Regions from separate parts of the Homo sapiens genome. Here regions 1 and 2 are each linked to region 3. Evidence: chromatin contacts called from ENCODE Hi-C or POLR2A ChIA-PET data. All regions are on one chromosome and are shown on one strand. The core of a region is the stretch at or near the end of the contact, and the rest is flanking DNA. Distances in the headings are between cores, read along the strand shown. Region 1 holds the start of ACVR1B (activin A receptor type 1B). Region 2 has its middle 30 kb from the start of TUBA1C. Region 3 holds the start of LIMA1 (LIM domain and actin binding 1).

Evidence for each region. Hi-C counts contacts between places; a loop is a spot of excess contacts on that map. ChIA-PET counts read pairs that join two places held with the same protein, here RNA polymerase II (POLR2A). Pooled maps may share reads with other maps.
Region 1: a map of CD4-positive, alpha-beta T cell shows a loop between it and region 3 (12-fold over the local background). The contact joins the promoter of ACVR1B here to the promoter of LIMA1 in region 3. A Hi-C loop is called at or near these places in 3 of 168 maps with a recorded cell type or tissue (CD4-positive, alpha-beta T cell, CD4-positive, alpha-beta memory T cell and CD8-positive, alpha-beta T cell) and 7 of 50 pooled maps. POLR2A ChIA-PET finds 5 or more read pairs at or near these places in 1 of 52 experiments (T-cell).
Region 2: a loop to region 3 is called in a pooled map, with 4 times the contacts of the local background. The contact joins the enhancer-like site here to the promoter of LIMA1 in region 3. A Hi-C loop is called at or near these places in 3 of 50 pooled maps.

The regions. Positions count from the first base shown.
Region 1 is chr12:51,950,389-51,953,088 of GRCh38, forward strand. It overlaps ACVR1B (activin A receptor type 1B), which reads left to right and starts at 1,311. Exons shown (of 9, transcript NM_004302.5): 1 at 1,311-1,446. The coding sequence starts at 1,356. RefSeq lists an enhancer at 1,089-1,708 and silencers at 1,166-1,225, 1,256-1,305.
Region 2 is chr12:49,233,239-49,235,938 of GRCh38, forward strand. It overlaps a transcript of TUBA1C not described here. Among named protein-coding and RNA genes, the nearest start is that of TUBA1C, 30 kb to the right of the region's middle. RefSeq lists a silencer at 1,239-1,528. Within about 2 kb of position 1,358, at least 36 of the 41 ENCODE cell types and tissues checked have a DNase peak (open chromatin) inside an H3K27ac peak, as active enhancers do.
Region 3 is chr12:50,282,001-50,284,884 of GRCh38, forward strand. It overlaps LIMA1 (LIM domain and actin binding 1), which reads right to left and starts at 1,520. Exons shown (of 11, transcript NM_016357.5): 1 at 1,420-1,520. It overlaps LOC107984505 (a long non-coding RNA gene), which reads left to right and starts at 1,621. Exons shown (of 2, transcript XR_001749144.2): 1 at 1,621-1,882. RefSeq lists a silencer at 1,431-1,740.

The DNA.
Region 1 (2,700 bases), core at 61-2,560, 1.7 Mb after region 3:
CCCTATCTCTTGGCCATCCTTTCCACCCCTAGATCTCAGATGGTGAAGCTGTGCTTAGAGAGGTTCAAACCTTGCCCAAGTTTTCACAGCTAGTTAGTAGGAAGCAGAATTCAGATCCAGAATTCTCTGGCTGCAAAAATTCTGCCCTTTCCTTTATATCAAGTTCTTTCTCAAGCTAAAGAAACTGACCTCTTTTCAGAAAGATACGGAGTGATTTGTTTACTTTCTTAAGCATTTCTTCTAGATTTGAAAGTAACATTTATTTGAAAAATATTTAGAAATTATTGAAATGTTAAAAGTAAAAAAATTATGGCAATAACTACTGTTACTATTGGGTAAATATCCTTCCAGTCTTTTTTTCCTATAAACACATATTATCAGTACAATTTGAATAATACTGTAAACAGTGTTGCATTTTGCTTTTTTAATTTAACATTATCTTGTAAGCATTTTCTCATGTCAATAGTTTTTGTAAACAGGATTTTAAATTACTAAATAATGTTCCATCATATGGATGGGCCATAATTTAACATTTTCTATTATTGTCTACTTAGTTTCTACCTTTTTTACAATGATAAATATACAGTTAACATTTTTCATAAACATCTGTCCTCTTATTATTTCTTGAGGACAGGGGACAATACTGGGTAAATGGATATGAAGATTTTAAGGCATTTGATGCATAATGCCAATTGTTTACCAAAAGGGTTCTACCTACCAGCCCAATCAGAGTGCCTCACACGGCACCCTCACCCATACTGTCATCAATAAAGAGCTTTGCTATGTTCTGAAAAGGCGCGTGCCGCGATTCCATCACACAGGCTGCCGCGTCCAGAGGATGGCAGGGGGCGAGGCGAGGCAGGGAAACCAGTTAGGAGACCGCGGCGATGATCCCAGGGGACGCGCTGGGGGCTTGAGGCTAGGCGCAGGGATGGAGGAACTGGAACACGCACGGGATTCGTAGAATATTCGACGGGGGCGGGGGATCGACTCTGATAAGATAATTCTGCACTGCGTGGGGTGCAGGAGAGGGAGGAGACTGCACGTTCGGCTCCGGCCTCCTCCGCGCCGGGCTCGGCACCGATCCGCGAAGTTGGCCGAGGCGTGAGCCCCGCCCACCCCTTTAACAGGGACACTCCCCTTTAAGGCGGGCGCCCGCGCGCGCCCCGGCCCCGCCCTTCGGGGGCGCGCGCGGCGGCCGCGGCGCCGGCTCCGCCGGGAGCGCACGTGCAGGCGCCGGGCGGAGGAGAGGGAGGCGGGAGCCGGGCCGCGGGAGGAGGGGAGGCGCCGGGGGCGCGCGCGCGCGCGCTGGGCGCTGCTGGGCTGCGGCGGCGGCGGCGGCGGCGGTGGTTACTATGGCGGAGTCGGCCGGAGCCTCCTCCTTCTTCCCCCTTGTTGTCCTCCTGCTCGCCGGCAGCGGCGGGTCCGGGCCCCGGGGGGTCCAGGGTGAGTCCTGGGACGGGGGGCGGGGGCCGGGATGGAGAGGGCCCGGCAAGGGCGAGGCCTCGAGCCGCGGCCGCTGGACTACAGCGCGCCCCCTCCCCACGAGCACAATATGGCCGGGTGGGGGGCGCAGAGGAGTCGGGGTGACCCCCAGTCAGCTTCCCCGATCTCCGAGGCGCAGCCGCCCGGCGGCGACGGAGCTCACGCCGGGCCCCTGGGGACCCGAGCCCTGTTCCAGGCGGAACTGGATTCGGGCAGTTCTCAGGGGTCGCGCTCCCAGCGCCCTCGTGTTCCAGAGAGGGGAGTCTGAGCCTCCAGCTCCAAGATTTGGAGGTCCGTGGTTTCTGCCCTTCACCGTGTCCAGGGGCGGGGGGCTTTCTTCCCTCCCTCCAGGTGCTCCTGGGGGGCGTCTTTCTCCCGCCAAGACTGTGGGGTTCGGGCGGTGGGGTCTTAGCCTCTCCGAGGGAACCTGATGTTGAGAGTCCGCGCACCTCAGACTGTAGGGGAAGGGGTCTCTAACCTTTCCTTCAGGTCCTGCACTTGGCGTGTTTCTTCCCCTCCCTCCACTGCCTCCCTAATGTTCTGGGAAAGGGAGTCACATTTCCCCTTCACTCAATCCCTTGAGTTCAGTGGGGCAATCCCCCCTCCGCCCTCCGGCACTCATGCCCCGTGGAGGCTATTTGGAGGAAGTGGGACGAACAGGCCCCTAAACCTTTTTGGAGCCTGGCTTTGGAATCCCTAACCCTATGGAACCGAGTTCCCCAAGGGTTGATGTGAATCTAGGTGTATTTGCTTTCCTCCTCGCCTCCCCCACCCTACCCCGGGGGGCCCATTCAGTTAATCACTTTGTGGATGCCTTTCAGGTGAAATCCTGGAACCTGTCTCCAAACCCCCAAGATTATTTAAAGATCCCACCACTGGACTGTATTCCCGGCCCTTGGTCAGTACTTATTTACCTTCCTACACGATGCCTCTTCCCAGCCCGCCCACCCTCACACACCCCTTACCTCCCAATCCCCACAGTCTGCGGCTCGCCTTATACCACCCCCCCACTCTCCTCTCTGTAGAAGCGGGTACCTTTTTGCGGGACACTTCGCTGGCTGTGTTGTTTTTGAGGCTTTGGGGGCTGAGAAGAGCAGATGAAACCCTAAAATATTTCATTTAAGAGAGTCTTGGCGAATGTGTTTTGGCCTTGGGGTAGCAGATGAAGGTTATATTTGGCAGTTATATTGAAGCGATTATTGACCCACAGATGGA
Region 2 (2,700 bases), core at 108-2,607, 1.0 Mb before region 3:
CCCTGTTCATGTCGCCTCTCCCTGAAGGACACTTTCATAACACAGTAACACTTAGGAGAAGGTTCCCCTCCTTTACTTCTGTTTCTCTGCTGATAAACAAATGTCAGGCATCTTCCTGGATCCGGGCCCTGATTCACTAAGTTACTGTATATCCATTGCCCTTTTTTGTCCTCCAAACACTGAGCTCTCAGTGCTCTTCTGGCTGGATCCAGATTGTGAAGATTACAGCCCCACTGGTTCCTTTCAGGACTTGGGGGCCCAACATTCCATCTCCAGGGCCTCAAGGAGCCTTCCATTCCTGATGGGTTCCCAATTACCGTGTTTCTGGTGCTACCAGACAAAAGAGAAGGCCCTGTTTTGACCCAGAGCCCTATAGCTGTGCCCTGATGGGAGATGGGAATTTTGATGTCTGACAACCTGATCAACAGCGTGACTCCTAGACCGAGTGAACCGTGGTCCGTCCACGAGCCTTCATCACTAGAGGAAAAACGGAGATGAATGATTATGACGCTTGAAGCAACGAACCTCTGCAAGTAGGAGGGTCCGGAAGGTTATTCCGGAATCACTGGGCAAGGTGAAGGGCAGGGCTGCGTAAGCGAAAGCGTCTGCTCAGTGCAGGGCAGCATAAACTCTGCAACATAAAAAGAGGGAAGCTGAGCTCTGGCATCATCTTGCGGGTTGCAGTTCCCGGCAACAGGGCTGGCTCCAGAGCAGAAGCGCAACCCGTCATCTTCCTGCGGGCCGCAGCCATAGGTGGAGAAAGGTGGTACCACAAGGCTCTCCCACTGGATGACGGTGACGCGCAATAAGCAGATGATTGCAGAGGCTCCTGTCAAATGGGTGCAGAGAAAAGGGAAGTGGGGAGAGGAGGAGGGACCTAGAAATGGCACTGCAACGATCCTGGAATAAAAACGAGGGGCCACAGTCAGAAATGACAAACGCCTCCACCTTGAAACGCAACCCCTAGCCCATTTATCCAATTTGCCTCTGATAACTGCTTTTAATATGTTGTAAATCCCATTAAAGCAGGAGAGAATAAATGAAAGCAGTCCCCTACCAGGTTCTAATTTTCATTCTCCTTTAGCATTGTCTTAAATAACAAGGACACCCTAAAAATCAAGTCCACCCTGTTTAGCTGTGGCAAGCGCTAAAAACCGTTAAGTTCGTTGAAACACTACTCTCCAAACCAGAGTAGGCTTCCAGGTTTCTCTGCAGAGCAGAAAGGAGGCTGTGGTTGTGTCCATGACTTTGCTTCCTTGGTTAGTACGGTGACGTGCAGCGCCAGGGCCTGGGCCTGGGCTCGGGCTCCCACCCGCGTGGCGCCGCAGTCCTGGCGAGCCCCGAGCGCTCTGTCCCCGGTGACCAGCAGGCGGCGCTATCTCCAGGCCGCAGCCGCCGCCCCGCCCGCCACGAAGGCCACTTCCGCCGCGGCCCGGCGAGCGCGCCCCCGCCACGCCCTGCTGTTTAGAAGCGGCCTTTCTTCACATATCGCTGTCCGCGAAAGTTTCTGAACTCTTGTGACAATTAATGCTGTTTGAAAACCTCCCTCTTGGGTCTTTTGGAAGAGTGGACATCCTAAAAAAAATTTTCTTTTTGGAGACGGAGTATTGCTTTTGTTGCCCAGGCTGGAGTGCACTGGCGCGATCTCGGCTCACTGCAACCTCCGCCTCCCAGATTCAAGCGATTCTCCTGCCTCAGACTCCCGAGTATTTGGGATTACAGGCACCCGCCACCACGCCCATCTGATTTTTGTATTTTTAGTAGAGACGGGGTTTCACCATGTTGGTCAGGCTGGTCTCGAATTCCTGTCCTCGTGATCCGCCCGCCTCGGCCTCCCAAAGTGCTGGGATTACAGGCGTGAGCGACTGCGCCCGGCCAAAAAAAAAAAAAAAATTAATTTGGGATTGCGTAATCAAAAAGTCTTTTAGACATCTCAAATGCATTGCAACTTATTCGAATAAAAAGGGCTCCTGACACGGACAAAAAGGCAGTATAGGTTGAAAATTAGAATGCTTAAAAAAAAAAAAAATTCCCCTTCCTGTTAGTTCCAGATTTTTCTGCAAGCTTGGAGGACAGCTCGCGAAAATTCAGCTGGGGCGCCATCTGCTGGACGCGCCGCGCCGCTGCAAGGCCCTTTCCGGAAAGGTGTCGGGGTTGCAGGTCAGCGCCCCATTTTTTGTCCAGGAGAGACTCGCTGGCACCTTGGCTGGACCAGGCTGGGCGCAGTGGCTCACACCTGTAATCCCAACACTTTGGGAGGCCGAGGCAGGTGGATCACCTGAGGTCAGGAGTTTGAGACCAGTCTGGCCAACATGGTGAAACCCCGTCTCTACTAAAAATACAAAGAGTAGCTGGGCCTGGTGGTGCGCGCCTGTAATTCCAGCTACTCGGGAGGCTGAGGCAGAATTGCTTGAACCTGGCAGGCGAAAGTTACAGTTCGCCTGGGAGGCGAAAGTTGCACTCCAGCCTGGGTGACAGGGTGAGACTCGGTCTCAAAAAAAAAAAAAAAAAAATCTTACATAGTTTTTAAAAAATAAAAAGAGACCAGGCTGACTCTCTGCAAGAAAGTGGCCTGTGTTGAGGAGCCCTCGGGCCTCAATGAGTCGTCATTTGTTACATTGCTGGTCTCTGAGGAAAACCTGAGGCTCAACTCATTTAATTTCCTCCACCGGCCCACGGGCACAGGGCTACAAACTAAAA
Region 3 (2,884 bases), core at 270-2,769:
CACTCAATATTTTGTCCAAAGAATGAAATAAGTTCCTAAACTAATTACCTAGTACATTATATGTTGTTCTATCAATGCAAAACAAGAAAACATATATGAACACACACTTTTTTTTGCCTTCTTTCACGCCAACTCTATAATTTTTTGAAGATCTATCTAAAACGTGATCATCCTGCACCCAGGTTATACCTCTACAGGAACTTAGAACATGTTGTTAGGGGTCATGTTCTTTTGTGTCTACATCATACCTCAGAAGAAAGGATTGGTGTTATTTCATGGCTCCTGAAATATTTAGCATTTGTGAATAGTATTGGTAACCAAGCAGATAAAAGGTACTGTGTTAAACCATTTAAATCAAGAGCAAAAGAAAGAATACTTAATGCAAAAGAAAACCTCTCCCCAAAATGGGCATTGCCTTAAAAACTGATAACTCCCTAATTACCTTTGACTAACCTGAAAAGTCAAGTCAATTGAACCATCTGGATTAGGCAGATCTGGATTAGGCAGACTTATCTTTTATTTTTATTTATTTATTTATTTTTTTGTAGAGACAAGGGTCTCGCTAAGTTGCCTTGGCTGGTCTCAAACACCTGGGCTCAAGCGATCCTCCCGCCTCAGTTTCCCAAAGTGTTGGGATTATAGGCGTGAGCCACTGCGCCCGTCCAAGGCAGACTTTTGAAAGCTGGAATTAGGTGCAAGACAATAGTAGTTCAAATATCTCTCACCAGGATCAGCTAAACCGTTCTTGCAAGCATCAGTAAGGAGGCTAGGAAGGGTGCCAGATGGTTCGTTCCTAGCAGCTACAACTTCAAGCTTTAGTATGTGTAGCCAGGGGTGTACAATTACCTTACATTAACACCAACATATGTCGGGGGCAAGTGCCAGCGATATATACACGATAGCGATTCGGGGATGACACATCGGCTGCAAGGACTGCTATATTCTCAACATTCCTCAAAAGGGTGTAAGTGTCTTAAACAGAGTTCAGCTGGCGTAATGGAAGGGAGAAAAAATCGAAAAGAGAGGGAATGGCTGAAAATGAAGGAAAAAGAACAGTTGAATATTACAGTATTTCCCTGGAAGGAGGGTATTTGGAGTTTTAATGAATTGTCACCTTCCTCCACCACACCAGAAAGTATACAGTTAGAATGCAGTGTTCTCGGTGGGAGAGGACGGGGTATTTGCAGCTCCCGCCCTTGGGCAGCAAAGGCTCAGCCCGACATAAGCACTCCCCACCCAGCGCAGGCCCCAGAAGTGAGGAAAGAACGGAGGATCAGCGTCCCTCGACCCCTTATCTCGAGGGGGAGGGACTCACACTCCTTGCACTCCCCCCGCCCCAAAAGTCGAAGGAGAAAGAGGGTGTGGAGAGAAGCCGGGGTCTTCCCGCACTCTCCGGTTGTGGAGAGAGAAGGCCCTTACCTGGCTAAAAGCCGCCTTTCCTCTGCGCTGCTACCAGCCCTGTCACAGGTCCCGGCGCTCTACCTAGCGCACCTGTCGCGACCAAGCTGCTAACACCTACTGCTCCTGCGGCCCCGCCCCGGACCCCGCCCACCGCCGCGGGGGCGCGCACGCCAGACAGCCTCCCGTGCGGCCTCGGGCTGAGCGTGCGCGCCACCGGCTACGTGCCCAGCGCTCGCGTCTGCTCCAGTCGCTCTGGCGGTGCGGGGCGCTGGCGACGGGACAGGGTTTTTGCTGCCCGGGGCCTAGTCTACCTCGGCACGCTTTTCTCTGAAGGAGACACGCACTTGCACGACGTGGGCCTCTGTGCAGCTCTACTTTGTCCTTAACTCCTCTGACTCAACGTTATCGCAGTTTGACTCTGGAGCCACTCAGGTTTTTCCTAAGCTCAACTCTAGCCAGCTAGGTTCCTGGTGCTTTGGGGGTAAGTTGTGTGCAGGGAGGGTGTTTTACAGGAGGCTGTGTGGTGTAGTGGAAAAAGCTGAATTAAGTACATTAATCCTGAAAACGGTTTGACAAGGGCAGATGACGTCCAAGTTCTCCAACAGCTGTTTTTACTCCTCCATTCAGAATAGGAGCTGTGCTAATGGTTTGGAGACCGTCAATTGGCCTAGCACTTGGCCATCCTGCCCCCAAATTCTTGTCCCAGTTCCGTGCCAGCTGCATGATGCCTTTTGATAGTATCCTTCTTTCCTGTACCTCAAGCATAGTAGGGTTTCAGACCACAAGTTTTCTGAAGCTTTTCGGAATTCATGCAGCTTGATGCGTTATTAGTAGGGGCTGCTCGTGGGAAAACGCTTGTAATTACACTTCCTCAAGAAGTTAATGAAAATGTGTGAGAAGAGAGATTTCCAACAGGTGATGAATATGCCAGCCAGTTATTCCCTTCTTCCTTCAAATATCCAGCCTAGACTGATTTCTGGATAGGTATTGTAGAAATAAAAATTTCAGACAAAACAAACTTAGATTTTGAATCGGACAACAGTCAGAACCAAAAGAGGCTCAGACACCCCTGCTCTAGCTGCCCAGGCATCAAACTTTATAGGCTGAACACGAAAGTAAAGAAATTTGATTGGCTACAGCTAAGCGTTTGCCTTATTTGGGTATGGTCACATGGGAGGTCCCTAATTATATAACCACTTGGCTGGTTGTCTGTTTGTGATTGGTTGAAACTCCATTCAAAATCAGGTACAAGGGGCCGGGCGCGGTGGCTCACACCTGTAATCCCAGCACTTTGGGAGGCTGAGGCAGGCGGATCCCCTGAGGTTAGGAGTTCGAGACCAGCCTAGCCAACATGGCGAAGCACCGTCTCCACTAAAAATACAAAAATTAGCCGGACGTGGTGGTAAGTGCCTGTAATCCCAGCTACTCGGGAGGCTGAGGCACGAGAATGACTTGAACCCGGGAAGTGGAGATTGCAGTGAGC